Linked DNA regions of Mus musculus: regions 2 and 3 are each linked to region 1. Evidence: chromatin loops called from intact Hi-C (ENCODE). Cell type or tissue: left cerebral cortex. All regions are shown on one strand. Each heading gives the region's core, and the rest is flanking DNA. Links, peaks and the distances in the headings are about the cores only. Region 1 holds the start of Gm32185 (a long non-coding RNA gene). Region 2 overlaps Ptpn11 (protein tyrosine phosphatase, non-receptor type 11). Region 3 overlaps Ptpn11 (protein tyrosine phosphatase, non-receptor type 11).

Region 1 (10,093 bases), core at 1,691-6,690:
CATACATACATGACTGTGTGTATATGTACATATGCATGCACATATACATGTAGGTATGTTTGCATGCATATGTGCATGTGTGTACATACATACATACATGCACATGTGTGTATGCATGTGTTTAAACATGTATATATGCATGTATGTGCCCTCTCTTACCTTATTAGGTATTTTAAACTCACAGCACTGTGTAACAGGCACTGACTCAGGAACATACAACCTTGGGCTCCCCCTCCCCGCTAAGACACCCATGCTACCTCTGACACAGAAAAAGCAAACCAGCAGAGTCAGAGAGGCAACTCCCAATTCCAGTTCCCACTTTTTTTTTTTTAATCCCAGAGCTAAGAAAGGCTCTCGGGGGAGCAGGGAAGAGCAGGGCTCACATCCCTCCAGCAGCACAGTAGTATCCAAGGACTTAGCCCTAAACCTTGGAAAAGATGCTGCTGCTGCCTCAAGAGTGTGTGTGTGTGTGTGTGTGTGTGTGTGCGCGTGTGTGCATCTGTACACACATGTGTACACACATGCACTGGCTGTGACTAGCTAAGGGGCAGGCAGAATGAACCAGCACTGGGGCCCACAAACATATTTGCATGTGTGTGATTGCTCCCTCTTGGCCTCTGGCAGCTGCTGCCCTCCAGAGTTTTGTCCTGGGGGCGCTGCCCCTCACTCCCACTGTGAGGGCTATGCCCATTGTGAGATGGGGTGGGGGCCTCAGGCTCTGAGCTGAGCCCGTGCAGAAGCCAGGGCCTGAGTACCTTGCTGGCTCCAGGCAGCAGATGAAGCTTCACATAGGGATCTGCCAAGCCATTGGAATCCATGGGCTTCAGTCCCTGCAAGAAGAGGAAGAGGCCTGAGTCCACCAACCACAGTAGGCGATGGCACCTGTCTCACCTGGTGGGGACAGAACAGAAGGATGCTGTATCATGAAGATAGTGCTGGCATCAGGTGCTGAATTGAACGACTTGGCACTCCCTAGCTGTGTGGCCTTAGGAAGCTTTCTGTGCCTCTCTGATCATGGTTCCGTGCTGTTGAGTGGAGGAATGTGAGTCTCTTAGGGAATGGAGGGGACATCCCAGCATAGCTAGCAGAGAAGGGGAAGCTGGGGGCAGAAGCACTCCCAAATCCAGAGCCTGACCTTTGCATTCATTTGAGGCCTCAGTTTCCCCACTTGGAGAGTGAGTCTTTATCTCTCCTCAAAACCTGGAAAAGGTGTTTGTATTTTATCATCATTTTCTGAAATGAGCTAAGCTGGCCTCACTCACCTGAGCAGCCCTCAAGCTCTTGTAACTCAGGTATACTGTCCACTCCACCCAGGCTGAGGCAGGAGTCCTGCCCATGACCTCAACTTGCTCATCTGTGTGATGAGGCCATTGTGTCCACAGGTTGGTGGGGTTCAGGGAGTAATGAATGAGATCTTGCCTTTGAAGATGAACCTCATCTCTCCAGGGATATAATCCCTGGCATTAGCTTTCAGGCCTCAGTTTCTCCATCTGACTAATGGGGCTAATAAAAATGCCTCCCTTGTCTGATCACCGAAATGGGTGGGAAGAGAGAATATATATACCTGAGCATTCACTACGAAACCCGCTACACTTCAATAAGTGCATGCTAAAGAAATGGCTTTGGAGGGAAGGTAGACTGATGTAGGACTTGCTTTAAGTATATTGCCTCTTGTTGACCTTCCCAGTGTCTCAGACTGGGACATTTGAGGAGTCAAATGGAGGCTTTATCATTTCTACTGCAGGCCAGCAGGTACAGCAATACCCATAGACGGCCCATCACTTTGTACCCTGTTTTCCCAGTCAGTCTTTGGGGAAGGACACTACTGTCACCCCCAGTGAGCCAGAGAGGGTTAGCCACTCCCACCTGCCCCTAGTAGCACAGCAGCATGAGGTGGCTTTAGCCAGCATCTGCTCTGGGGAAGTCTGGTCCAGATCTTGCTGGGTTTTCCTGGGGTCCCAGACTTAAGTTCATCTTGGGGGGTTCCCCCAGGATCTGGAACCATCCAGTTCATCATCTCCACACACCCCAAAGCCGTCTGCGGTGCCTTCCTCCCCTTCCCCATGCCCTGCCCCCCTTACTATCCACAGCCACACACACACACACACACACACACACACACACATACACACACACACACATTGCTATTCCTGCTGGACAAAGACATCAGGAGAAGAGATGGAAAACCTAGAATCACCAAGTCAGGCTGTCATTAAGTCTTGGTAATACCTGCAGTGTTCCCTCTGGGATGCTGTGGGTAACCTGGGCAACCCTCACAGCTGAGCTGCCACCACTCTCAGAAGCAGCCACAGGACCATTCCTAGAGGAAGCCCCCCCCCCCCACACACACACCACCACCACCAAGGAAGTCTGCCATGGCTGACGACAATCCTGTTCTCATCTCTGTCATTGCCACAGGTCAGTGATGGTGGGAGCTGAGCCTGGGATTCATCTTGACCTGAGTCTCTTAGGAAAACCAGAGCCTCCCTAGGGATCCCCACACACCTTCGCCCTGATGATGGTGCACTGCAGGTTGCTGTTGTCTTGGTCATAGAGAAGGCTGAATTCCAGGGCACCCAGTGTGGCTGCAGGCAACAGAAGACAAGAGTCAAGCGAAGCATTTGCTTAGTCAATTCACGAGCATTTCCTGGGTGCTTACCAATGTGTCTGGCCTCAGCTAGACACTGGGACCACAGAAGAGAGGGAGGGCAGGCCCTGGTCTGATCCTCCATCTATTCTGGCAGATCTCTCTCCTTGGGGGTCCTTCCACCATCATTTATAAATGTGTTTACTTAGTGACTTCATCTCCTGACAGATTGAGGTTACCCTGAAGACAAGGGCTGGGATGGCTGATTGACCACTACGTGCCCCTACTGTGTGCAGGGCACATAGTAGGTATTCCCGTGTGTGCTGAAGGAATGAATGAAAGTCAGTGTTTGCTGTTTCCCTTCCTAGGAATGCTCTCCCACGTCATTCCCGCGTGACTCATACCCTCTCAAGCCCTCCAGCTTGGCTCAAGAGTCACTTCCTAGAGAAGCCCTCCCTTAAGCAGCCACTGGAGAGATCACTCAGCCTGCGATGAGCTCATTCATCGTTGGACTCTTTCTCCCCTGTTGCGTTTTGCCCTAATGTCCTAGTGCCTGGAGCAGCTTGAGTCTCAGGATGCGAGGTCAATAAATCCTCGTCCATGACAAAGATGAGCCAGCAAGGAACAGAGAGAAGCCAAGCTTGCTGTAACCAGCCCTGCAACTGAGCATTCGTCAGGGCAGCCTGGAGGCTCGGAGAGGTCACACTTGAGAGACAGGTGACTGAAGGATCATGGAAGAGCGGCCAGGATAAGGACCAGGGAGGGCAGATACGGAGTGCTGTTGAGGCTGACAAGACAGGTGGGTTCCCCTCTCAGGCTCCCCTCTCCCTTCCCTGAGACCACAGATCCCTGACTCTGGAGAGCACCCGTTACAACAGGGACAGCTGCTACAACACACAGTGTGGCCCTCGAGGGACTGGAGCCTTTTTTCACTTGATAGCTGTGCTGGTATTTTCACTCTCTAGCTGTGCTGGTTGGTTTGTGACAACTTGACACAGGCAAGAAGGGAACCTCTATTGAGAAAATGTCTTAACAGACTAGCCTGTAGAACATTTTCTTAGTGAGTGGTGCCACCCCTGGACTGATGGTCCTGGGTTCTATCAGAAAGCAGGTTGGGTAAGCTACGAGGAACAAGCCAGTAAGCAGCACCCCTCCCTGGCCTCTGCATCAGCTCCTGCCTCCAGGCCCCTGCCTTGACTTCCACTCATGATGTATTACAGCCAGAAGATAAAACAAACCCTTTCATTCTCAAACTGCTTTTTAGACATGGTGGGGTTTATCACAGCAATAGAAACCCTAACTAAGACACTGGCCATTTCAGAGACATAGGGAGCCTTTCCAAGACTATATGTAGAACGAGAAGAGAGAAGGTCCTGTCTCCGTGCACTAGGGACGGGAAGTAGGAAATGTGATGGCCCTGGCTGGAGGGCTCCATCATTTGAATAACATAGCTGCCATTACTCCTGTGTGCTCAGCCCAACACAGTGTTGTCCAAATTTACTAAAGCACTTTCCCTGCAGTGCCTTGGTTTACCCAGCCATCAGCTTACACAGGAAGCAATACAGATTAGTGGGTCCCAACCAGGTCATCCCACCTCCCAGTAGCACCCATCCTGGCTGTTTCAGTCATAGCAGAAGAAAAAGCCCTATGTGGTGAGGGGGAGGCGTTCACACATGTATGTGTGTGTGCGTGCATGTGTGTCCTTGGCCCTCTGTGTCTGAGTCCAAGAAGGACACAGTAAGCACCTAACAAATCATTGGGTGGATGATGTCCCCGTCATGAGGGGGAAGAATGACTGCAGATAAAGACATACGTTAGACACAGAAACTCGCGCCTTTGTGGGGCTGTAGGCCACCAGATAATTCTGTTTGGTAGCTGGCTGCCCCACTGAACCTCAAAAAACAAAACGAAACAACAAAAAAACAAAAACAAAAACACTATAGGCTTTAAGTGACTCAATGACTCTGCCTCCAATGCGCTTTAACCCATGAAATGTGTAGTTCTGACACTGACCACATGGTGGCGCTCACTGGCCACCCCAGCGCTGGTGAGTTACTGGGTTTATCTCAATGGTAGAGCCCTTTCCCTGCACACTCAAGACCCTAGCTTTGATCTCCAGAACCAAAGGATTTTTAGGGTACATGTGTTAGCAGTTAGGGGGCATCTACAGACCCTAGAATCCCATTTCTGCCCCCTTGGGTTCAGTTTCTGGAAGAGTTTTCCCAAATGCCCCCCACACCCCACACCTCGGAGCCACCTACTTGCTTCATCAGAGTCATAACTATTGGCTTCTTCCTCCTCCTCCTCCGCAGGTGGTGGCTGGCGAGCAGGGGCTGCCTGGGAATAGGGGGCTGCAGTGTGCGGCGCTGCCTGGAAGCCCCCCGCAGGTCCTGTCCTCTCCTCTCGGGCTGGGGCGACAGCCCCTGGATAGCCAGGGTCACTTGGAGGAGCCTCTGTGGGGAGAAAAGAGGCAGTGTTGAGTCTGTCATAGCAATTGGCTAGAGAAAGCTTCTGGAATGCAGGTTCCCAGGCTGCACTCAGAATGAAAGGCAGGCCCTGGCGTTCGCAAGACCCGGGCTAAGGGGGTAATTCGGATAAGACCCAGACAAGACAAACCTCACAGGGGTGAATCAGTGGTGTGGACTCAGCTAGACAGTATGAATCAGCCTCAGCTGTGTGACCCAGGGCCAGTTACTTAACATCTCTGAGCCTTAGTTTCCTTATTTGTAGAATAGGAGTTACCCAATCCAGAGTTGTTTCTATGGCAGTCAATATTAGTTGCATTAAACCTTGAGAGTCCGTGAAAAACAAGTTACCATGTAACCATGACAACCAGGCATCTGAGACCTGCCTGTATGTGGGTCCAAGTAATCACTGTTCATTTATCCTGGGCCAAACACACTTCAGGCTCCACAAAAAGTGTTTTGTTTCTTAAGCTAATTTTAAAAAGTGTTTTAGTTGGTTTAATCATCACAACAAGACTATGAAGGAAGTCTGAGCCTGACTCCCACTTTATAGAAAAAAACCCTAAAGCTTAGAGAGATTTAGTCACTTGCCAGGAGTCACACAGCAAGAAGGGAAGAACCAGGGATGGTACCCAGCAGGCTATGCTCTGAGCCACAGAAACTGGCTTGCCAGTGGTCAGAGGTTTAGAAAGGAGCTGCTTCAGCCTGGTCAGACCAGTCTTGGTGACAGCCTGAGTAGATGTGATCCTGTAGAGCCTGGGACATTTCACACTTGCCTGTGCTCTGCTCCGGAAAGCGTCCTGGCCCAGGAGTGGCCCTGCTGCCCCCAGGGGGCCCTGCAAGGGGAAGGAAAGGGGGTGGTGATGAAGACACACTTCCTGGGTATCTGTCCTTCCCTCTCTTCATACACAGGCTAGACTGAAAGCAGACAATGGTGTGGAGAAGTTCCTGGGGATGTTAGGAACTGTCCCTCTGGGGGGGGGGGTTACTGGCATGGGAGAAGCCCAGGTTGAACCTCAGCTTGGAGATCTCCACCACCCCCCAACCCCCGGAGTCCCCACTTTTACATCCTCCTCTGAGATGTGGAGGAGTTACCACAGGGAGCCCTGTCCCTTCGTGGTGGACAGGATGCTCCACCCAGCCCTCCCTCTGCCAAAGTCCTGCTCTAAGTGGGGTCTCCTCCATCCCCAGGGTCTAAGGAGAGAGCTCAGAGCTCAGCACTACAGAGCAATGGGACCGTGGTCACCGCTGCGGGGCACAGGGCACATGGTGGCTTAGTGGCTGGTACCTGGCTGCACCGGCTGAGGAGGTGCTGGGCTTGGCACTGGGGCTGGGGCAGGGCGGGCTGCCTGGACTGAGTTAGCTCGCCTCAAACCTGCATGAGGAGGAGAAAAACAAGATAATTCACACCACACATACATGCACACACACACTACACATACACCACACACATGCATGCACACATACACACTACACACACACCACACCCATAATATACACACACACCACACACATGCATGCACACATACATACTACATACCACAGGCACACACACACACCACATGCATGCATGCACACACATAATATACACACACCACATGCATGCATGCACACACATTACACACACCATACACACTACATATACCACACGCATGCATGCACATACAGTATACACACCACACACACACACACACACACACATCATACCCCCACATGCATGCATGCACACACATAATACACTCACATCACATGCATGTATGCATACACATACACCACACACACACACTACACACACACACTACACACACACACACTCGTGGTGCGCACTCCCTTGAGGCTCCCCTGGATGCTGTCCTGCTCTGCTCCCAGCCCTCCTCTGGCCCCTCTGTCTTCTTCTCAGTGCCCAGAACCTCTGGGCAAATCTCAGCAGAGTTATTGAAAAGCACAGGTAAGCTGGGTGCAGGGAGGCAGGCCTGCCATCATACTCCAGTGGCTGAGGTAGGAGACTTGCAATTTCAAGGTCTGCCTGGGACACAGAGTGAGCTCAAGACCAGAACCCATCTCAAAATAAAACAGTAAGACGGGCCCATGAGTTCAGATTAGTGCGGTGTGCTTGCCTAGAACCTGCCCCCATGAGTTGCCGATGGGGGTAAGGGAGATATTACATGCAGAGAGTTTAGCCATGTGATCAGTGCAAAGCGGGTGCTTGTGCCATGAGTTAGTGTCACTGATGAATCCTGATACCATCCATAAAGAGAATTGATGAGCCACAATAAGGGGTGGCTCTCTGTGAGTTTGAGGGCAGTCTGGTCTACATAGTGAGTTCTAGGCCAGCTGCGGCTACATGGTGAGACCCGATCTCAAAAATAAGAAGCAAGTGAACCAAAACCAGCAGCTTGCCTTAGATGCTCGTGCCTATAGCACTCAAAAGAGGGTGAGACAGGAGGATTGTTGTGTATACCAGTCCAGCCTGGCTACACCAGGAAGCCCTGTTTCCAGAACCAACTAGGCAAGCAAGCCTAAAACGCAAAACAACTAAACAAGCCAGATAGTTACAAGTGTTGTCGAAAGTATATAGAAACTGGGTGGGTTTACTATCGACAGAAATGTAAAAGTAGTCTGTCTACCTACATAGGAAACAGGATGCTGGCTTCTTTTTTTAAAAAAACAAAAAAAGTTAAATATAGAACTGCCCAACTTTGGGACATTCTCGCTTGTAAGTCTCTACTCCAAAGGCTTAAGTGGATATTTGTCTGAGGTGTTCATAACAGCACAGTTCACAACAGCTAAAGGTAGAGGTAGTAACAGCCTAAAGGCCCTTGGTCTGAATGGATAAATAAAATGTATGTCTATTCAATGGAATATTACACAACCTTAAAAGGGGAACGGCAGCCTGAGAAATGCTCGCACATGGATGAACCTTGAAGGTATAGAGCTCTCAGTGAAGTGAGACAGATGGCAAAGGAAAATGCTGTGGGATTCCACTGAAGTGTGTCAAATTCACATGTAAGAAAGAAGAGAATTGGAGGTTCTGGGGAAGGGAAGAGATCAAAGAGAAGTTACAGTTTGATGGCTACAAAAATCTCAACTTGAGATGAGGGAACATTCCGGAGGTGGATGGTGGTGATGGTTGCATGACATTGTGAGTGTGCCTGGTGCCACCAACCTGCATGTGAAGAATGGCCAAAGCAGTGAATTAAATATAGTAAATACTGTATGTTTTGCAAAATCAAAAAGCATGGTCAATATAAGCCTCACCTCTGGAAGAGAAAAGAGATCGGGAGTTCGGGGTTAAATAGATTCTGGTTTTCACTCACTGTCAGCTGTGTAGCAAGAGTCAGAAGAGCCATCACCTTCCTGAGTCTAACTTTTATGTCTGTAGAGTTGGGATGATGAAAGTCTCCCACTTGCCTGTCGGGGCTGTAGCGAGGAGTCCTTAAAAAGTTCTGGGAGAAAAGCTCTGAGGAGTGTCTGATACACAGTAGATGCTCTATAAAAGTACTCTGGTGGTCAGGCCTAGGACTCTGTCCTCTGTCCTCTGTCCATCTGAGCCCTGGGTTCACCAGCAGGTGTGGGCAGCAGATGGTAGGAGCCCAACCCTACTGTCAGGACGGAGGGAACTGAGCTTAGCTGCTCATCAGGCTGAAATGTCCACACAGGCTCATGTGTCGAGTACCTGGACTCCAGTTGATGGCTCTATTCTGGGAGGTGGTGGAAACTTTAGGAGGTGGAGTCTCACTGGAATGAACTAACCACTTCCTGTCAGCCACTGAGTGAGCTACTCAGCTCTGCCCTCCTCTCAAGGACAGGCTGAGACCTCTGATGCTGTGAGCTAAATTCTTCTTCCCTTCTTTGAGGTTCTGTCCTTTATCCTGACACGATGGTGAGGGAAATAAAAAGCTACAATTTAGGGTGTGAGTACTGAGGCAGGAGTGAGGGTGCCCACTTGTAGTCCCAGTGCTTGGGGTCTGGTGCTGAGGCAGGAGGATCATGAGTTCAAAGCCTTCTTGCACAGATAGTGAGATAACTTCTCTCTCTCTCTTTCTACAAGTGCATGTGTGCATGTGTGTGTGTGTGTGTGTGTGTGTGTGTGTGTGTGTGCATGTGTGTGTGTGTGTGCTGGTGAGTAGATACCAGAGATCAATGTGGATCCTGGTCACTGGGACACCACACTGAGACCCATCCCCTCGATATAAAAACAGGGACACTCTCCTGAGGCTCAGACACTGGCTCACAAGAAATACAGACCCAGGCTATTAAAGTCAAGCTGCCAAGATTCTCCTCATCAGGTATTTCAGAGTATAATCTACTGGGCCATGATGGTAGCACCTGTCAGCCAGTTATGTCCTGGCCACATTATCCTATCCATTGACACTGACAGCTGAGGCCACAGGGGAAGGTAATTAAATGGACGCTCACTTTGCTCAACGCCAAGTGACCTTTCCTCTCATTCCGGGAGTCAAGCAAAACAAAAACTCATGTGTTCTTCATATGCCATTTTGGGTCAAGAAGAGTTAGGATCTCAGTTACGTCTGGAGATAGATTTGTATGACTCCTTGAGTATGGACCAGAATAAATGATGCAAACATGGGAACAAAATATGGTATACAGTAGGTGTTCAATAAAGGCAGCAATGCCCACCTTGCTCACCTGCTGGGCTACGGCTGGTGTCTCCAGTACCCCCACCATGGGCATGGTCCCAGCCCTCAGAATCCCGGGCGGCTGTACTCATCCGTGCCTCAGAGGCCCTACGCGTGGGAGGCCCATGGCTTCCTCTCCCAGGAGCAGAGGTGAGGTCAGGGCCTGTAAGGAGAGGCATGGCTTGCACAGAGAGAGGGAGGTGGTAGAATGGGGTCCCAGAATGGGAGACAGTTGACAGAACCCACCTGGCTTCTGCCCTGGGGGCCTCCTGTCCTCCATGTCACCTGGGGAGAGAGAGAGAGAGAGAGAGAGAGAGAGAGAGAGAGAGAGAGAGAGAGAGAGAGAGAGAGAATGAGAATTGGAATACAGGTTTCCTGGAGTCCACAGAGTCCACAGAGTT
Region 2 (10,093 bases), core at 3,339-8,338, 200 kb after region 1:
AGGAGCACCTGCCTGTTAGGAGATCCAAGACATGGAGCTAGGCAATTTGTAGCATCTTCTGGCAAAATGTAGCCAAGGCATAGTCCAGAGTCATCAGAGCAGGCCATATTCCCCAACGTCCTCAGTCAGGCAGCACTCAACTTCAGAGCCGCGGAGGGCCCTAAGGACTGCAGTCTGTCTTCCCAACTAGCAGCCTGGCAAACTCTAGCTCCCTCGAGCATCTGCCCTTGCAGCCTCATGCAGGCACCCACGTCCATTACAGCACTGTCACAGCCAGACAACAGGCTTTGTGAATTAGATGGTGAGGCTTGGGCTCAAATCCCAGGAAGCCCCTTACTGCAGAGTCAAACCCCCAAATGCATTTGCAAAGACCTGTTTCTCACACAGAGGGTTAAAGCAGCTAAACAAAGGCCCTCCCAGCTAATGGAAGTAATGGTGAGGACTGAGAATATCCTGGCTGTTCTTAGCTACAACAACAGCAAGGGATCAACAGAGGCACCAGGACCACTTTGACCACAGAAGCTCAAAGCTGGACCAGAGGAAAGGAAAGGAAGAAGAGAGGGCGGGAAGAACAGAAGCTCAAAGCTGGCCTGGAACAGCCACCAGTGACTTTCCCACGGAGACAAGCCAGGAAACACTAAGGAAAGGGAGAGGGGCGGGGGGAACGACGAAAGAGAGGAAAGGAAGAAGAGAGGGCTGGAAGGGCAAAGATATGAAGGGGAGAGAAAGGAAAGGCAGGGGTCAGAGGGAGGGAGGGAGGCTTCAATATCCACCAATGCTGGTGAACTTCCTTACATCCAAGGGTGCTTGCTGTGATTAAAAAAATCTCCTGTGTGCTACATGCACTTAATCTGCTGATGTCATGGAAAACTAACCTTGTCGTTACTAAGTGATTGAAACCCAGGCAACTTCATGGGTCACAGACAGGAGGCCAGTAAGAGAAACAGAGCATGCACTGCCACACTGCACAGCAGCACCCCTTCTTAGCCAGGGCATCTCTGTACATCAGTGCTGTACAGTAGGTGACTTGTCATAGCAAGGCGGGAGCCAGACGGATCCATGTTAGCCTCTATGCCAGGATAAGAGCGCAAGTGTGCCGCCATCTCCCACACCTCCCTCTTAAAATCTCCTGGTACACAAGATGGAGCAAGCCCTGCAGCATTCTCTGTATCCAGAGACAAGCCACACAACACACATTCCTTTCAAAGGAGGGAGGGGGTGTTGAGCAAGATGAACAGCTTTTTGCTAGCACCAAAAGAAAGAAACTGCCTGTCTGCTACTCAGAAACACTGACAAGCCTGACAGTTCATCATGAGATGTCACAAGAGGGTTGGCAAGGCAGCTCAGTGGGTAAAGACACCTGCCATCAAACCTGACAATCCCAGAGAACCAACTCCTGAAAGCTGACCACCACGGGTGTGCCAAGAGGAACACACCTCCTGTGGCTTACACACACTATATACACCCCCTCAGAGAGCACAGGAAACAGAGCCCTTTCTGCTCACCATCAGCCCTAGGCTCTCCTCCTGCCCTTCCATCTTTACAGGGGAAAGCTTTGGTCTGGAACCAGCCTACCCACAATACACTGGGTCACGGCCCTCTGCCAAGCCTCCCTGACAGCTGCCCTGCTGTCCCTCCTGCAGCCTACTCTGCAAGTCTGGAGGCTACAGGGTCATCCTGTGCTCACCCAACCATCACTTCCACTACAAGGATCCCAAGCCAGCCTCTGCTATCCCGGTCCCCTATGCTCCCCCAGCCAACGTCCACCATCTCACTTCATCTCACCGCTCTAGGCAGCATCTGCCAACTGCTCCTGAGCTCTCCCTGCAGCGGGCTCATCCCCTCCAGTTCTGTGGGTCAGAGAATGAGTGCTCAGTACCGGCTGTGGCTGGCTAAGTGAGTATCAACTTCCTTCCCTGGCCCATCTCAGCACACAGCACCCTTTGACTTGGCCCTAACTGCACTCTATAGTGACATATCAGGGCATGTGATTCAACATAATCTGGACAGTGGAGTGCAACTGAGAGAGCAAGACAGCACCTGTGTTGTCTGTCCCCAGCAAGCAGCACAGTGCTAGAAACATATGTGCATCATAACTCTCCTGACACCCGATGGAGATGCCTGCTCAACAGCTCGGCTCAATGCGTCCACACAGCAGCTGTGCGTCTGGCTTCTCGCACTGGCCACAACAATGCTGTCCACTCAGACTCATGGCTCTGAGACACCTTTGGTCTCTTTTTTCCCTCCAATAGCCAAACTGTCCCGACCCCTGCACATGACTTTCCAGTGACCTGATCCTCACTGCTTCCATACCATTCCCAACCAAAGGAGTAAGCGCAGCAGGAAAGACCACTGCTGGAGACATGCAGAACAGGTCAAAGGCCTAGACCAACACAGAGGCCTCCCAGAACACAGCTTTACATGTGCTCACTGGGCACAAGAATTGAGACAGGGGGCTGGAGAGATGGCTCAGCGATTAAGAGAACTGACAGTTCTTCCAGAGGACCTGAGTTCAATTCCCAGCAACCACATGGTGGCTCACAACCATCTGTAATGGGATCCGATGCCCCCTTTTGCTGTGTCTGAAGACAGCGACAGTGTACTCCTATAAAAATACATAAATAAAACTTAAAAAAAAGATTGATTTAAAATAATAATAATTAATTGAGACAAGTTCCAAATGGTGGATAAAGCTCAAAGCTCTTAATATCCTCAAACCACATGGCAGAGAGAGAGAACCAATTCCCATAAATGGTGCTCTAACCTTTGCATACATACATACAGGCATGCATGCATGCACACGCATACACACACACACACACACACACACACACACACACACAAAATAAATGTAAAAACAAGTAAGTAAACTTTAATACCCAGGAGCCAGGTATGGGGGCATGCCTTTAATTCCAGCATATGGAGACAGAGGCAGGGGAATCTCTTTGAGTTTGAGGCTAACCTGGTCTATATTGCAAATTCCAGGCCAGGCAGATAATCAAAATAAAAATCCTCAGTCAGTCATGGTAGCACAGACCTTTAATCCCAGCACTAGAAAGGCAGATGCAGGAAGATATCTGCGAATTTGAGCCCAGCCTGTCTCTGTAGCCAGTTCCAGGTCAATCAGGGATTCATAGTGAAACCCTGTCTCGTAGTAGTAGTAGTAGTAGTAGTAGTAGTAGTAGTAGTAATAGTAGTAGTAGTAGTAGTAGTGGTGATCTTATTTATAATACTAGTAAATGTTATAAATAATAATTAATTTATTAATTTCTAAGGCTATTTCCAACAAGACCTAACCAAGAGTATTTCTGCAATACCCTCCTGAAATTCTCCTGCCCAGTCAGTATCCCATTTTCCTGCAGTCAGGCTATCAGGATGTGGCTCAGACAACGCCTGTGCCCAAAAGGTTATGCAGAGGCCCAACCTCACGCCAGCTGGAGAAGCCACACTCAGGTCACCTCAGCCTGAAGCACAGCTATCTAAGTGTAGGGCTTCTCAGCATACCTGACTTTAATCCATGAGGATAAAAGTAGATTTCTTAATCTAGGAATCCCCAAAGAAATCAAACAAGGCCCTTGTAAACACACAACAACATGACTCCGAGCCAGCCACTCCAGGACTAAGCCTGAGCCACAGGCCATGGAGAAGAGCTCCAGCACTAACCTTGCTCACAGACTTGATCACAGCCTGGGACGGTAGCTGCTCCCCTACCTGGAGCCTGTTCTTCTGCCTGCATGCACAGCCCCTCTGGCTGGCAACTCAGCAAGTGTCACCTCTCAGAGGCCCTACCTACCTACCCTGTGTCATGTCACAAGAGTTGAAGGCTGCCAGGCAGTGGTGGCACACGCCTTTAATCCCAGCACTCGGGAGGCAGAGGCAGGTGGATTTCTGAATTGGAGGCCAGCCTGGTCTACAGAGTGAGTTCCAGAACAGCCAGGACTACACAGAGAAACCCTGTCTCGAAAAAACAAAAACAAACAAAAACAAAAAACAAAAAAACAAAAAACAAAAAAAGAGTTGAGGGCCAGGAAGCTGCAGTTACCCTTACCCCCATCTCTCCACGCTCTGTGAGGGCAGGACCTATGCCTGCCTTCCTCACAAGGGAAGATAGTGGCAAACTGGGCTCAACAGCTATGAGGCACCCGACGTGGCGCTCAACCAGTGAGTGACAGGACACAGGACAAAGGTTGAATGCGAGCAGAGTACCACAGTGACTTCGAAACATGGACAGCTACACAGTGTCTAGAATACGACAATATACTTACTTGTCCGACCTTAGAGAGTTTGAGCTCTCGTAAAGTGTAGTCATGGGCGGCACTTTCTTTGACGTTCCTAACACGCATGACCCCGTATTCTTTGAGCGCATACTCATCAGGCCAGTACTTGACACATTTGCTCTGGAAGGAACCACAAGGAGCCTGTTAATTAATGTCCCAAGCCCTAGTGAAAATCCAGACCTGCAATGACCAATCATCCCAGGCCTGCTGGTGACAGCAGCAGGAGGCTCCTCCTGGGACAGGAGCCTGCCTCTATCCTCTAGAATGCCAACAAGAGAACAATGCAAATGAGCAAGGCAGGCCACAGGGGGGAGGGTAGGAGGTGCCGCAGGTTGGCCAGATGCCCACCCCATGCCCCACCCACTAGCTACCAGATCAGAGTCAACACCTGCTTATTCAGCTCTGAGGATAAAACAGGCAAAGTGGGAGGGACTGCCCCCAGGCAAGCAGAACTTGCAATTCTAGCATTCTATCAGTTGTTCTGAGAGGACAGGCAGATGGCTGACACTGTCCTATCATGTGTACCTGGATTTCTCTGAACAGTATGAACAGCTCACTCAGAGGGGCAGCCAGGGTTCTGGGCCAGCTGCTTTCTCTATATCCAGACTCATCTGACACCAACCACACACCAGCTTCCCAAAACCAAGAACACAGTCTGCAATGGCTGTTGGCTTCAAGAACAGATTGGGGGGGGGGGGGGGGGAGCTGGGGGCTGGGTGAGATGGCTCAGTGGTTAAGAGCGCCGACTGCTCTTCCAAAGGTCCCGAGTTCAAATCCCAGCAACCACATGGTGGCTGGCTCACAACCATCCGTAACAAAATCTGATGCCCTCTTCTGGAGTGTCTGAAGACAGCTACAGTGTACTTACATATAATAAATAAATGAATCTTGAGAAAGAAAGAAAGAAAGAAAGAAAGAAAGAAAGAAAGAACGAACGAACAGAGGGGGGAAGCACACACCATTATTGATTTATGTATTGAGTATTGGCACTTGGGAAGCAGAGGCAAGCAGGTCTCTGTGAGCTCAGGGACAACCTGATCTACATAGCAAGTTCCAGGCCAGCTAGAGCTGCATAGTGGTACCCTGAACAGATAAACTGAAAGCTGAGTGTGCACACTTGTAGTCCCTGAAGACAGAGGCAGGAGAATCACTTCCAGTGTAAGTCTGGATTGCTCTACATAGTGAATAGCAGGCCAGCCAGAACTATATAGCAAGATCCTGTTTCAAAACAAACACCAGGGCAGGCAGCTGAGAAAGAAGTAACAATGACATAAAGGTAAGAAGCCTTGTCCAGCCGAGGAATGAGCCTGTGTTATCTCCAAGAGGAACAGTTCCATCATCTACCAATGATAAGTCCAAGACAGAACATGCTCTGCTTCTGTCTTTCTGGAAATCGTCACACTCACTTTCTAAAACCACCCATGTGAACATCAGCAAGGAAAGTTTACATCAAAGTCTAGAAATGCTGAGTAACTTACAGGTGGTAAAAAACAAGAGGACAGCTAGCTACAGAGCTTAGTAACTAACCCAGAAAGGACCCCGAGACAGAAGGAGCAGCTGATGGAATATGTGATTTTTATTCTAAATTCAGCCTTTGCATTTGACCGTCTGGTAGGATTTCTATCACTGCCAACGTAATGGTGCTGTTTTCTGACCAATCAATTCAAGGATTGCTCTGGTCACTACAGAGGCCTCAACAGAGAACACAAAACCACCCTGCCTTGAAAAGAGACATTTCAGCTGACTCACAGCACCTGCGGCCCTCTGCTTAGTGGTTTGCATGTTGCAGGACTGCTGCGTAGGAGAGCTGCCACAATCTGGTTTTGCTTCTGTGCAGTGAGGGACACAGGCTGTAAACAAAGGCTGTCAAGAGACTCCAGAACTACTGTGCACACTCCCAGGGTGACATGAAGGACTGGGTCAAGGAGGTGAGGACTGGAGCTGAGCACAGGCACCAGGTACCATTCTGCCCAGGCTCTCTGCTCTGGAGTTTTCAACTGCACTTCCAATGGTGGCTAGCCTGATTCCTCTGTTACGAGCCCATGTCCTCTGTGCTAGATGAACTCTGACCTTTCCATCAAGCAGAAAGCAGGAACTGGGAAGAGCTGTAACTGAGAAGAGCCCAGGAACTCAGGACACCTAACATCACTGCTAAAGGCATGCAAAAGTACACCAACCAAAACCCTGCACCATCACTTGCCTCTCAGTTGCCAGGCTCAACTACCAAGAGCCCCACCTGTCTCAGGTTAGCTTCTAAATGTGACTATGAAATTGCACTCAATTTTATGTAAGGCAATAGAGAATATCCAAACAAAAACTCTAACCAGAACACAATTAAAATCCAAATATCAAAAACCTATAAATTGTGGCACACGCCACAAAAGACACAGATGAGCAAAGCACATGTCCTGGCTCAGACAAAGGAAGAGATCCAAGACGACACCACCATGTAGACAGGGGCTAAGGGAGTGGCACTAAGGAGCCTTCTGTATGGGTTCCCTCAAAACCAACTGAGTGGAGTGGGGACATTCCACAGCGCTCCATGAACTCCAATCAGAAAGCACCAATAAGCACGCTGGACCCATGGGTGCTCACATGCATCCCAGCACTTAAAAAGGTAGGAGCATTAAGGGGTTCCTTTAAACACCAGTTTTTTCTACATAGAGCTCAAGGCTAGGCTGAACATAAAACTCTGTATCTTTGAAAAGAAAAAGTTAGAAAAGAGGAGGAGGAGAAGGCAAATAAATACACACACTGAGACCTATCCAGTCCAGCCTTTTTTTTTCCAGAGGATCAGCCAGACCCACCTGACACATTCAATATTTTGTTGTTTGTTTGTTTTCTGAGACAGGGTTTCTATGTAGCCCTGGCTATCTTGGAACTGCTCTGTAGACCAGGCTGGCCTCAAACTCAGAGATCTGCCTGCTTCCTTGTCTTTGGATGCTGAGATTAAAGCCAAATACCACCACAATCCAGAAACACATTCCATAATTTGAATAGTAAAGAATACTTTATCAGATGCTGGGCACACAGAGCCCAGAGCTTGGGGGGTGGGGGTGGGGGGGTGGGGGGGGTATCAGAAAAGATAAGTGTGTACCTTCCCTCTCTCCACTTCCTTTGTGGTCATGACAATGACTCGAGAGTTCTCCTGGAACACCATCCGCCAGAAGTCATTCACCGTGTTCTGCAGGCAGCCTTGAGTGGCAATGTAACTCTTTTTGGGTTTGGAATTGTTGCACTTGGTCTCAAACTCAGGCTAGAAGTCAGGAAGAAAAGCCTTCAAGCATTTGAAAGATGGTGTCATTGGTATAAAGAGGCTTCCAACACATGGCCAGAAAATATAGCCAAAGTCAAGCTTACCATGATGATGTTTGCATTAATGTAATCAGAAACAGGCTCATTGGGATCCCCATCATGCAGAACGACCCTGGTATGATCAACTGAGGAGAAAGAGATGACAGCTGTCAGTCCTCAGCTTCAGCAGAAGCCAGCGGGGCTCAGGCCAGGCCAGTCTAACAATGACTTCCACAGGATCAAATCTCCAGTCAGCACATGTGCAACCTGCCACAACACCTCACTTTCCTGTCTCGGTGATGCTCTGGGGTACAGGCACTGGGTATGAGAACCATTTATGCTATCTTCATAACGTCTTATGGATCCAAAATCATTTCAACCCAAAAGGTTTGGGCTCCTGTTTTTCTTCCTATCTGGGTTTTGGTGACAAAGGTAGGGATTAAACCCAGAGCCTTATACATGCTAGACAAACAGTGTGCCACTCAGCTATATCCCCAGCTGGTTTCTGGTTTTAAAAAGAAGACTAAAGTACTAACAATGACATCTAAGATTTTCAAAGCCACCTAGGGAAAGAGAGGTGGGCCTGAGTACAGACGAAACAAGGCCACACAGGAGCTGGCTACTCCTGAGGCTGGGCAACAATATGTCAGCTTTTGTATGTTGATATATTCCACATGTTCTATAACAAAAGGTTTCTTAAGGAGACAGAGTAAAATACAGTGTTTGTAAGACAAGATTCATAAAGTATGAGTTGTCTTAATTCTGTACAAAAATACATTATCAGTATAAAATTCTGAGTGCTCTATCAAAACCAACGTAGTTTACGATGGCAATCAGAAGCAAGGCTGGATGTGTTTCATAGATAGAATTTTGATCTTCTGCCTCGTCCCCCATCTTTAAAGAAATAAGATGTGCACTCATAGGACGGTGCAGGCCTGGAATCCCAGCTACACAGAAGGATGAAACGGGAGAACCACAAGTTCAAAGCCCACCTGGGTAACTTATGAAACTGTCTCAAAAAAAAAAAAAGGATTTAAGAAAGGGGTTGGTGATGTAGCCCTGGGTTCAATCACCAACATTTAAAAAAAAAAAAAAAAAGGAAGGATCAGAGGACACACTGATTGATTGGTGGCTAGCACAGCAGCAGACAGGTCATTTGAGAAACAGCTGCACTTTACAGTGAGAACCTCCTCTGAGGGGGCGAAATTTAGAAATAAAAAGAATGAGGTCCTCCAAGCCCCCAGGACCCCTATTCAGTTCCACGTGATTCTCTGCAAACTCTGGTTTGCTTGTCTCATGAAAGCAATGCCTCCTCCCCTACACAAGTCAGACAGCCATGTGGAATGAACACGAACACACACACACACACACACACACACACACACACACACACACAGGCGCGGGTTTCTGACCAGGGCTGGGGCTGTGGCATGGTGGCAGAGTGCTCGCTCACCCTGAGTGGTGAGATCTGCCCTTCACTTTCCCAGTGCTCAGACAAAACAAGTGCCCTGCTTTCATCTACACAGTTCTAGATTAGGTAACATCAAAATGTGCAGCAGCAGAGTGAGCGCCAGCCTGTGCAGTGATGGGGTCCTCACTAAAGGCCCTAGCGCCCTGCCACCGTGTGTATACTACAGGGGGCTCAGCTCTGGGTGTTCACAAGGTCCCTTGTCGCTTGTTCTGAGCCAGCAGAAGGTGATGATGAGCCCAGTAGGCTCTCCTTTCTCCGAATGGGAAACAGAGGCCCAGAGGAGAGGCACCTACCTCTAACTCACAGATTTGTCAAGAGGAGCAGAGACACAACTCAGCCCATGAGGCACTTGCCTGAGTCTGACTCTCGAGACACGACGAGCCTCAAGGTTGGTATATGTAGGTAACACGACCAGGAGAGTACCACAGAGAGCCGCTACTTAGCTTTCCTGGCCTCGGGAGGGCATCAGTCCCATCACGACTGGTTATATTAGCCAGCATGTGACCCCAGCGCACATTGGCTGCTACTGAGGCAGGAGACAGATACTCACAGGGCAGGATGTTTTTGTATCTGTTTTTGTTTTTATTTTCTTGTCTCTGTCCTTCTTTTCGGCTATAGAGAAGTTTGCATTCCTGTTGCTGGAGCGTCTAGAAACAGAGAAGAGGAAATGTTATCATGTATCAGACGTGCTCAATAGAGCTGGAAGTCAAATGGCTCACATCTGAGACCTGAGCTCAGTCCCCACAAACTACATGTGAAAGAGAAGAACATCTGAAAGCTGTCCTCTGACCTCCACACACACACACCATGGTACGTATGAGCCATCCATGCGCGTGCGCGCACACACATATACATACACAAGTAAATCAACAAAGGGAGGGAGGGAGGGAGGGAGGGAGGGAGGGAGGGAGGGAGGGTGGGTGGGTCAAACAACAAAACTCTACCCAGTCACACAGAACAACTCTGCCTCTGCCACTCTATAGAGTCTGTCTAGAGACTATCACCTGGAAAGATGATCACAGTTAGTCACACTCCCAGAATGGGATGTGAG
Region 3 (10,093 bases), core at 1,630-6,629, 170 kb after region 1:
TAATAGATATATAAATAAGATAGGTAATTATGTCCTACCTTTCTTAATGGCTTCTAGCTGAAGTCCAAAAAGCTCTTGCGGCTTAGTCGTGGCTGCCAGGGCAGGACACAGGAGACTGAGGTGGACACATTGCTTCCTGTCAATCCCATCCACAGTTCCTCTCTGCTACCCCAAGTGGTAACACCAAGGCAAACACCAGTCAGACCCACCAAGTCACATTAAAACAGCAGACACTGTGGGCCAGGCTACTGCCAGGGACCATATTGGTGCCCATGGCCCCTGCAACTGCAGAGGGCTGTGTTGAGTGATGCCTGCGCTCTAGACTGCTATCAGAGACCAGGCTGAGGTCTGTGGCATGTGCTGACACTGGAGACTATGTGAGTGCTCACGGACCACGCCGTCATCCATGCCTCCTGCTGACTGTAAAGACGAGGAAGCTCCTTCTGCAGTGGCTGACTGGGTGCAGACTCAGTTGAGAAACAGGGACACAGAAGGCTTCTGCGACAACCCACCCCATGCTCAGAAAGAAAGTAACAGCCTAGAGAGCCATGGACGAGATCTCTTAAACACTGTGATATGGATGCTGAAGTGAAGCTCTCAGTAATCGGTGGCTTCAGGCAGGGGTGCAGGTGGGGAAGGACTCTGTTTTCTTTAAGGGGTTGGCCACCAGGAGTCTGACCAGGCTCCAGTGAGTATATGGACAAGAGAAACTGGATTTCTTTTTCTTCCTCTTTTTCCTCCTCTTCCTCTTTTTTTTTTTTTGGTTGGGGGGGGGGAGTTAAAGGGTGGGGGTGGGTGCAGGAGGACTGGAAAGTGTGATCAGGGTCCATAATGTGAAATTCCCAAATCAAAAAAAAAATTTATGTTGGAATTAAAAAAAAAAAAAAAAAGCAGACACGTACAGGCTGAGAGAGGCTCAGTCGAGAGAACTTACCAAGCAAGCATGAGCACCTGAGGTCAGCTTCCACCTTGAGTGCTGGAATAGCACACATGTTCCACTGTGCCCAGTCAAAAAGCCAATGGTTTCCCTGGTTTGCTACATATTATTAACTTTGCCTCTGTGCATGTATGCATGCATACATGTGTGTGTGCACATTCATGCCTGATCGTGTGTGTGTGTGTGTGTGTGTGTGTGTGTGTGTGTGTGTGTGTGTGTGTAAGTCAGAGGACAACTTACAGGACAATTCTATCCCTTCACCATGTGGGGCTCAAACTCAGGTCATCTGGTTTGGCAGCAAGTGACTTTACCTGCTGATCCATCTCACCGGGCCAGAGAATCATTTCCAAAACAAAGTTTTTGTTAGGAATGCTGGGTGGGAGCCTCCATTTGGTTCTGTCTTTCGCAAATGTTTTCTGTCCCATCCTCTTAGCTCACACTGGATGGAAAAATGGATGATTAATAATCTTGAGAGAGAGCCGTTGGCACCATTCACACGCCAGCTGCTATTATGCAAAATCGTTATTCAGATTATGCAAACAGTGTCCTCTCAGAGGGGCAAACTTGCTCCAAAGGGGGTGGAGGAGACCATAGGAGGAAGAGGTCTCAAAACACAGGCAGAGGCTCCTAAAGCCTTGGAGCAAGCAGGGATGCCACTCCCTACCTGAAGTTGCTTCAGCATCTTCCGGTCACTTGGACCTTGCCCAGCCCAGTCCTGGGAAAGCAGAAACAGGCAAGCCCATTGGGCAAGCTCTGGGCCCATGAGAGACCCTGTCTGAAAAACCAAGCTCCTGACACCCAACACACACACACACACACACACACACACACACACTTTAAAAACTGCCAGGCTCAAGGAGGGGGAATGAAACCAGTTGATAGAGCTGCCTCTGGCAGAAAGTGAGCCACTTAGCTCTCCTCTCAGGGTCTGGGTTCCTTGTCTCTAGAAAGAATTAGGGTTGGGCATGGTGGTATAAGCCTGTCATCCCAGCACTGAAGAGGCTGAGGCAGGAGAATGGCAAGTTTAAGAGTGGCCTGAGCTATCTAATGAGAGCTTACCAAGAAAGGAGGAGGAGGAAGAGGAGGAAAGGAAGGAAGGAAGGAAGGAAGGAAGGAAGGAAGGAAGGAAGGAAGGAAGGAAGGAAGGGGTGTAAGAATCCAAAATCGCCAAAGGAAGACCCCAGACTCAGTATGCAGACAAAGAGATGCAGAAACATCCAACATGCAGGGGTCAACCATTCTCCAAATGAGGAGTGCAGGCCTTCTTATGGGGAACCAGGGGGACTCTGCAGAAGGATTAGGTAATCTAAAATTTCACTGGTGGGTGCTAAGGGGGGTCACAGGTGGTCAGTGGTCGCATTCCTAGGTCATGAACGTTTAACCAGAGGATGACATGGCCCGTTCTGAGATATTTCCCCATTTTGTGGTTATGCCCAGGCTGTTCTAAGAGAGGGGGTTTTATGACCTTGTTTCTGGTTTTTATGGTCTGTTCCTGGAGCTGGTGTCTCAGAGCCTTCTTTTCAAAGTCAGGGCTGGTCCTTAAATGGAGACAAATGGGGTTCATGTTGTCCTTTCAGGGGGAGGAAGAAGAGGAAGCAGATGCAGAGGATGGGGAAAGGGGAGCTTTCAGTTAGAAAGGGAAAAGGAGGGGCAGAGGAGGAGGGGAGGGAAAGGGAGGAGCAGGGGAGGGAAAAGGAGGAGGAGAGGAGGGGAGGGGAGGGGAGGAGCAGGGGAGGGAAAGGGAGGAGCAGAGGAAGAAAGGGGAGGGGAGGAGCAGGGGAGGGAAAGGGAGGAGGAGAGGAGGAGGGGAGGGGAGGAGCAGGGAAGGGAAAAGGAGGAGGAGAGGAGGGGAGGGGAGGGGAGGAGCAGGGGAGGGAAAGGGAGGAGCAGAGGAAGAAAGGGGAGGGGAGGAGCAGGGGAGGGAAAGGGAGGAGGAGAGGAGGAGGGGAGGGGAGGAGCAGGGGAGGGAAAAGGAGGAGCAGAGGAGGGAAAGGGGAGGGGAGGAGCAGGGGAGGGAAAGGGGAGGGGAGGAGCAGGGGAGGGAAAGGGAGGAGGAGAGGATGGAAGGGGAGGGGAGAAGGGGGAAGAGGGGAGGGGAGGAGGGGAAGAGATCCATTCTATTAGAGCAATTTCATGCCTGATACTATAGCAGATTTTAAAAGTTATGGGTTTGGGCGTTCCACCGGCATCTATGTATGCATACTGTGCAGACACAATGTCAAAGAAGGCCAGAAAAGGGGGGCATTGCACTCCCTGGACCTGAAGTTACAGACATGCTGGGAGCCAAATCCTGGTCCCCCAGAAGAGCAGCAAATGTTCTTAATTGCTGAGCCATCTCTCCAGACCCCATACCTGAACTGTAAACCAGGTCAACAGCCCATGACTTGGGGTAGGGGACATCACCAGGACATCCCATGTCCCTGAACATCGTGTCACCAAATGCAGGGCACATTCTACCCTTCAGGGGACAAACATAAACACGTAATCAAGGATCTTTGTTGCAACTTCTACCCCATGCTCTCCCAATGTGCAGGCAGCAGAAGCTAGAGGTAGGGGTGCTGCCACGCCCCAGCACAGGAAAGAAGGCACCTAAGGTGCCATGTGGGACCTGCTTCAGTATGCCGACAGCAACAGCGGAAGCTCTGTGAATGAAGACAGACGCGACTTTCTTCTGAGCCTAGAAATCTGTCAAGGCTCAGACATTCGCAGCTCCCGAGAAGACTAATTCCAGCATCTTCCTCTTTCCGTTGCCATCTCTTCCAATGGTTACAGGGATCTGGCAAGTGCTTTGGGGTTCCACACGCTGGTGTGGTGTCTAAGAATATCTAAAGCTGCTTCCCAGGCATCTGCGAGGTTGCCTGCCTTGGTTGGTTTATTTGGTTTTATTTCAATACTGTCTTTGGATCCCTGTCTGCTCTGTGAGCCCGGATACCGAGTAGGCTTCAGATCTGATCGCCAACGAGATGGCTCCAAAGCCAAAGGAGCTTGTCACCAAGCCTGCTGAACTGAGTTTGGTCCCCAAGATTCATGTGGCAGGAGAGGACTGAGTCCCACCAACTGTCCTCTGACCTCCACATGCATGTGATAGCACATATGTGTTCCCCACCCCCACCCACATATACACAAATAAATAATGTAAAACATAAAATAAGGCTCAGAGTTTGAGAACATTGGCAACAATGGGATGTGATTCCCAGAACTACACGGTGGCCCTCAACCACCTGTAACTCTGGCTTCAAGGGATCCTGGAGCCCTCTTCTGGCCTCCACAGGTACTGCAGCCATGCGGCAGACATAAATGAAATTTTAAAATGATTTTTTTCATTTTGTTTTTCAAGACAGGATTTCTCCATGTAGCCCTGGCAGTCCTAGAACTAGCTCTGTAGACCAGGCTGGCTTCAAACTCACAGAGATCTCCCCACCTCTGCCTCCTTAGTGTTGGGATTAAAGGTGCGAGCCGCCACCACCACCTGCAATAAATTTTTTAAAAATAAAATAAGCTGGGCCCCATGACACTCAGGAGGCAGAGACAGGCAGAGTTGGAGACCAGCCTGGTCTACATAGTGAGGGCTTGTCTCAAAACATTAATTAATTTTAACTGTGTAAAATAAGAATTCAGACCCTCACCTCCAGACGAACTGGCATAGGATTGGCCATGATTTTCAAGAACATTTACCTCCACAGGCAAATCTGCTTGTACATTTGTTCTCAAAGTACCAGAGGACAAATGGGTGTCCTAGCAGCTTCAAAAAGCTGCACACTTAGAGCTGTTGCTCCATGGCAGATTGCTTGTGCCACTTGTCCAAGGCCCCGGGTTCCACCCTCGGAGCTACAAAAGGAAGTTTGGAGTCAGGAGTGGTATTACGTGCCGGTAATGGTAATTCCACCACTTGGGGAATAAAGACAGAAGGATCAGGAGTTTAGATTCACCCTCAAGTTGTTTAGTGAATTTGAAACCAGCCTAGGTTATATGAGAACCTGGTCCCAAAGTTAGGGGAAGAAAAGGAAAAGAAAGGGGAAAGGGGAACGGGGAACGGGGAAAGGGGAACGGGGAACGGGGAAAGGGGAACGGGGAACGGGGAAAGGGGAAAGGGGAACGGGGAACGGGGAAAGGGGAAAGGGGAAAGGGGAACGGGGAAAGGGGAAAGGGGAAAGGGGAAAGGGGAAAGGGGAAAGGGGAAAGGGAAAAGGGAAAAAAAGGGAAAAGGGAAAAAAAGGGAAAAGGGAAAAGGGAAAAGGGAAAAGGGAAAAGGGAAAAGGGAAAGGAGGCAAGGAAAAGAAGAGGAGGGAGGGCAGATAGAACTGATCAAGGGCAGAAGTGGGTCCTGAGACCGAATTGGCCACAGTCCAGAAGAGAGTGACCATTCTTTAGCTGGGAGGGTCCAGTGAGCCTCCCCCAAGACCATCATCCTCTGCCTGGCTCTGCTCTGGGAAGCTGAACTCTGTGGGTCACAGGAGAAGGTCCCTCTGAGCACATGCCTGTACCCCTGCCTCTTAGCCCTCTTGACATAGCAGTGGATTAGGACAACGCAGCTAGAGTTGGAAAGGGAGGAAGGGACCGCCAGGAACTTCTTCCTCTCTTCCGCACCACCTCTTTTAAGCCCAAAGTCTCTGCTGAGGGCATTTTCCCTGGCCCAGGAACCTCCCACTTCAACCAAGTGACAGAATCTATATTCACATCTTCATAGCTGCACGGTGCCTCTCAAAGGCAGGAACACTAACCTGTCTCGGGACTGAATCTTTGCTAAATTGAAGAGGATTTGAACCCCAAATTATTTTCAGTATAATTATCATAATTTCAGTATAAAGCTGCTGTTTCTGCTATTGTGGTGGCAGTCATCTTTAATCCCAGCACTGGGGAGGCAGAGGCAGGTGGATCTCTGAGTCCAAGGCCAGCCTGGTCTACAAAGTGAGTTCCAGGACAGCCAGGGCCACATTCTGAGATTGTTTGAAAGCAAAATAGAACATGTTCTACCCAGGGAGAGGAAACATTAGAGCATTTGTCCCTGAACTGCAAACAGGCTTTGAAGTATAGGGTTACTTCCTTGTAACTATATTTTTTTTTGGAAGAATTATTTTATATACTTGAGTACATTGTAGTTGTCTTTAGACACACCAGAAGAGGGCATCAGACCCCATTACAGATGGTTGTGAGCCACCATGTAGTTGCTGAGAATTGAACTCAGGACCTCTTAATCACTGACCCATCTCTCCAGCCCCCCTTGTAACTTTCGATTTGCCTGAGGAAGACCTTGAACTCCCATCCTGCCTCCACCTCCCAGGATTACAACCTTTGGTTTGCTGGTTTTCTTAGATTTAAAAGACATGACATTCTTTTACATATTCCTGGGGTCAGAGTGACATTTCAGTCTGGTAGACACTGTGGTCAGACTGAGACAAACGGCGTTGCCATCATAGGAAACATTATCATCATTTCTTCACATCAGGGAGTGCGCAAATCCTTGCAATTAGCTATTCTGAAATACACCATTAATTGCTGTCAGCCACAATCATCCTCCCGTGCTACAGAACATTAGGTTCCACAGCCCCCATCACACTGCACCCTGAGCTCATTCATCATTTCCCCCCGTCCTCCGCAGTATGCATACTTCTGATCAGAATGGTACTCGGGATATTAAATATTTAGCTGGGCCTCACGTGACATGGAAAAAAAAAGCTGTGGTAACTGTGATTTGACAAAATTGGGAGGAGAGAACCTCGACTAAGGAATTGCCTCTGTCATTCTGGACTGTGGGCAGACTGAACTATAGTTGGGCCCAGTCTACTGTGGGTGGTGCCATCCCTAGGCTAGGGATGCAAAGGTGGGGGGTGGGCCAAGCCAGAGAGCGAACAGAGAGCAAGGCAGCAGTAAATGGTATTCCTACGGTGTCTATTTCAAGCTCCTGGAATTCCTGCCTTGGTTTTCCCTTGATGATAGATACTGTCTGCCAAATAAATCCTTTCCTTTCCAAGCTGTCTTTAGTCAAGGTGTGTATCACAGCAAATGCAGTTTCTGGAATCTGGACTAGGTAGGGGAGGGGCATCTGCAGTGTAAGCTCCAGGACCAAGGACACCAAGCAGAAGTGAGATGGGACCACACAGCAGGCACTTGGGCCAGGAACTTCTCTGTGGAATGGCAACCTAGTTTAATCCATGGCCTCCTCGCTGTAGAATTTGGCCCTTCAAGCAAAACAGCCGCCATCTTCATTGGATCAGCCTGCTTACAAGTCCCTCACATGTGGATTCTGTATGGATTGTTGAACCTCCCTCAGAGGCAAAGCGTGAGAAGCGCCCTCAGTCTCCCTAGCCTTCCACTGGCAGCTCTTAACTTGAGATGGCCTCAAGGTCTCAGCAGCTGCTAGGGTACAAAAGGCTGAGGAAGGTAACTGATTGGGGCTCCATCTATGCAGTTATCCAGAGCCATCACCCATGCTGGGTGTGGACTCCAGGACCACCCACATTGCCAGTCACCCCTCAGCCACACTCTGTAAGGTGCCCAGTACTTCACTGGCCGCCCAGAGTGAACTCTGATGAACTTGTACTCTGGTTTGCCATTGGGACTGAATGAGACAAGGACAAGTACTGAGCGTGTCTCCACCGGGGAAGCACTGCTCTCACCTGCTCATCTTGGAGGGGCATAACACCAGTAGGCTCTTTCACAGCGGCTCTAAAAGGATGTCACACTGCCCACCATGTACAGCCCAGGATCTCAGGAGAATGTGAACTAAGGCAAAGGGGCCAGGAGTCGCCCGTTCTGAGGTCTCCCGGCTGCTCTTCCTCACCCCATCAGGTCTCAGCCCCCTCAGGCACCTTCAGTAGTAACATCCCATTAACTCCCTCTGACGTGTGGCCCGGGAGGAGTGGGCATGCTTCTCCTGGCTAACTGGTACCATGTCAGGTGGTTTTGGTTATTGCTCACCTGTCTGGCATGGTTCACAGCCTTGCATTTAAAAGGCAATCTGTATTTTCTGGAGAGTCACATGCCTGGGTAGATTGCATCATTTTCATGATGCACCTGGGCTAGACCCTAAGGCCCATGACATGTTATAGTGTAAGTACCCCCAATGCCTTCCCCTCCAACAGAGAACAAACAAGTACCTACTTGGGTGGTCATGAAGTGATTTCTTCCTGTCCAGAACACGCTGAGGTCGGAGGGTGGGGGCCTAGAGCGGGCGGGCACGGCTCAGCAGCAGGAAGCCTCTCTGTACTGCTGGGCGGGCTCAGTGATGAAGACAGAACCCTTGCTTTGAACATGACTCGTCCTGGGAACACCAAGGTTCCCAAGAGCAGTGCTGTCCCTCGGCATAAACACCTTAACACTGCTCAGCCAACCCTGTGTCCTGGTCACTCCCACAGTTTGGGTCTTTATTCCCTCCCAAGTCCTTCTGGGCAGAGCTCCTGCCTGTCCTTAGAGGCCACTCGCTGCAGTTCTGTGGCTCCCACACAGAACCTGGGATGACGGGCCAACTGAGCCACCGTCCCACTTCTTCCCACCACTCCTTCCCCACACACGACAACAGACCAAATGACAAATACTGTAATACAAGAAAATGATTTTATTCTAATTTTTAGTTCCAGACAGCTCACAAATCCACTGCCTCTGACAATACCCAGAGTATATGCAGATACACTCATGGCACAGCTGGGGAAACTTGAGGTTTCTCTACACAAACTATTCTGTTAATGTCGCTTAAAAATCCAGACTACATGATATGCGTGGGCAAAAAGTCAGCTGAGTGCGTCTCTTGACACTAAAGTGTATTAAACAGCAAACAGCCAACCCTTACATGATTCACACCAAAATGATGACACCCAAAAACACGTTCCTTTTAAAGGACAGGTCTATCAGTAAAATATTATATTTCTTTAATACTCTGCCTGATGGATGCTTCATACGCTGTGGGAAAGCTAAGTGTGAGTCTGGCCATCGGCTTCTTGGATGGGCCTTTCCCACCAGCTTTTATTAATCAGAGTCACAATTAGGTCATAAATAAACAGGTATATTATTAATCCCATGATTGAGGTTTAGGAAGAGGAGTTGTGAAAACTACTTGGATGCACAGCCAGGTTCTACAGCACCAACAGGAACTGCTCTCTGCTTCCTGTGCCCTCAACACCCCACAAGAGCAACAGCTGCTAGTGACTGGGGATGCAGTGAGCTCTACTCGGGAGCTTCCTTCCAAGAAAGGGAAAGGGTTCAACAAAGCAGTGGGCTAGCACAGACCCTGAGACAGGCGTCTGAAACTAGGACAATGTAGAACGAGCCCACACTTCTGCCTGTGCTTCCTTCCCGAGCGCATCTGCCCCAGTCCTGTCCCAGAAACAAGGCTTATATTCTTGGACTCCCACCAAAACCCCTAGAAACAACACTGAGCACCTCTGAGCTGCTGACAGCACCACTTCCTAACCCCAGTCTTCCATTAGAAAGGCACCAGCTGCAATGGCAGAGGCAACCTGGGGCCTCAGGAAGGCTGCACACCCATGTGACAAGCATTACGACTCTCAAGTATAGCTTTCTAGAAACCAATACCATGTGCTAGACAATGCCCCACCCCACCCCCTCCCCAAATAGAAAAATCCTATACTTCTGATTTAAAGGCTCAGCAGTGAGGGGAGACTCGGGTCACATGCAGCCTGCTCGATGCTGGCCCTGTGCCTCTGACCTGCTCATGAGCCACCTGTGCAACTTCCACTCTCGCTGTCTCAAATCCACACCTCCCATACCTCATCTTCCCAGACACCGCACCGCACAGCACACAGCTGAGACCCTGCAACCACCTTCCATAACACTGACAGATCTGGGACACCTAGGGATTCCTGTTGCCCTATTGGAATGACAGCTGGCTGGCTTCTGGGGGGAATCCAAAGGAAAACACTTGCTGTACCGAACACAGGGGGCCAAGGGCAGGTCTCTGTTCCAGGATCTCAAGCTGCAAGTAGAAATGTTAGCTTGAGAGATCAGCAGCTCAGCTAACCTCTGTGTGCTGGTGAGAAACTTTGCCCTCCAAGTCCAGAGTCTAGACATTACCACCAACCCAACACAGTTCATTGTGACAATGTGCTATAGAGAGTAGGATCTGGGATCCTGGCTGTGAATGCTGAACTGATCTCATTACAAACTCTCGGAGAAGACAGCAGTCTCCACATTCCCACCAGG

What was found. Hi-C counts contacts between places; a loop is a spot of excess contacts. Peaks named below come from ENCODE experiments on the same cell type or tissue, not always from the same donor. Only the 100,000 strongest peaks of a DNase experiment are listed, where the experiment ranks them.
Region 2: a loop joins it to region 1, with 2.5 times the contacts of the local background. A loop is called at or near these places in 4 of 42 quality-filtered maps.
Region 3: a loop joins it to region 1, with 2.2 times the contacts of the local background. A loop is called at or near these places in 7 of 42 quality-filtered maps.

What each region holds. Positions count from the first base shown.
Region 1 is chr5:120,949,557-120,959,649 of GRCm38, forward strand. Rph3a (rabphilin 3A) reads right to left here. Exons shown (of 22, transcript NM_011286.3): 9 at 9,939-9,977; 10 at 9,703-9,855; 11 at 6,341-6,427; 12 at 5,829-5,888; 13 at 4,849-5,040; 14 at 2,506-2,585; 15 at 756-830. Gm32185 (a long non-coding RNA gene) reads left to right here and starts at 735. Exons shown (of 2, transcript XR_387678.3): 1 at 735-1,042; 2 at 2,956-3,212. In left cerebral cortex, for the core only: a CTCF peak has its summit at 4,607 (motif pointing right); a DNase peak (open chromatin) is centred at 4,607.
Region 2 is chr5:121,144,838-121,154,930 of GRCm38, forward strand. It overlaps Ptpn11 (protein tyrosine phosphatase, non-receptor type 11), which reads right to left. Exons shown (of 16, transcript NM_001109992.1): 7 at 9,593-9,689; 8 at 7,638-7,717; 9 at 7,375-7,533; 10 at 4,266-4,397. Among named protein-coding and RNA genes, the nearest start is that of Ptpn11, 42 kb to the right of the region's middle. In left cerebral cortex, for the core only: no CTCF peak of the experiment used is centred there; a DNase peak (open chromatin) is centred at 6,047; H3K27ac peaks cover 1,024 bases.
Region 3 is chr5:121,122,064-121,132,156 of GRCm38, forward strand. It overlaps Ptpn11 (protein tyrosine phosphatase, non-receptor type 11), which reads right to left. Exons shown (of 16, transcript NM_001109992.1): 16 at 8,470-10,093. Among named protein-coding and RNA genes, the nearest start is that of Ptpn11, 64 kb to the right of the region's middle. In left cerebral cortex, for the core only: a CTCF peak has its summit at 4,203 (motif pointing left); DNase peaks (open chromatin) are centred at 3,708 and 4,189; H3K27ac peaks cover 911 bases.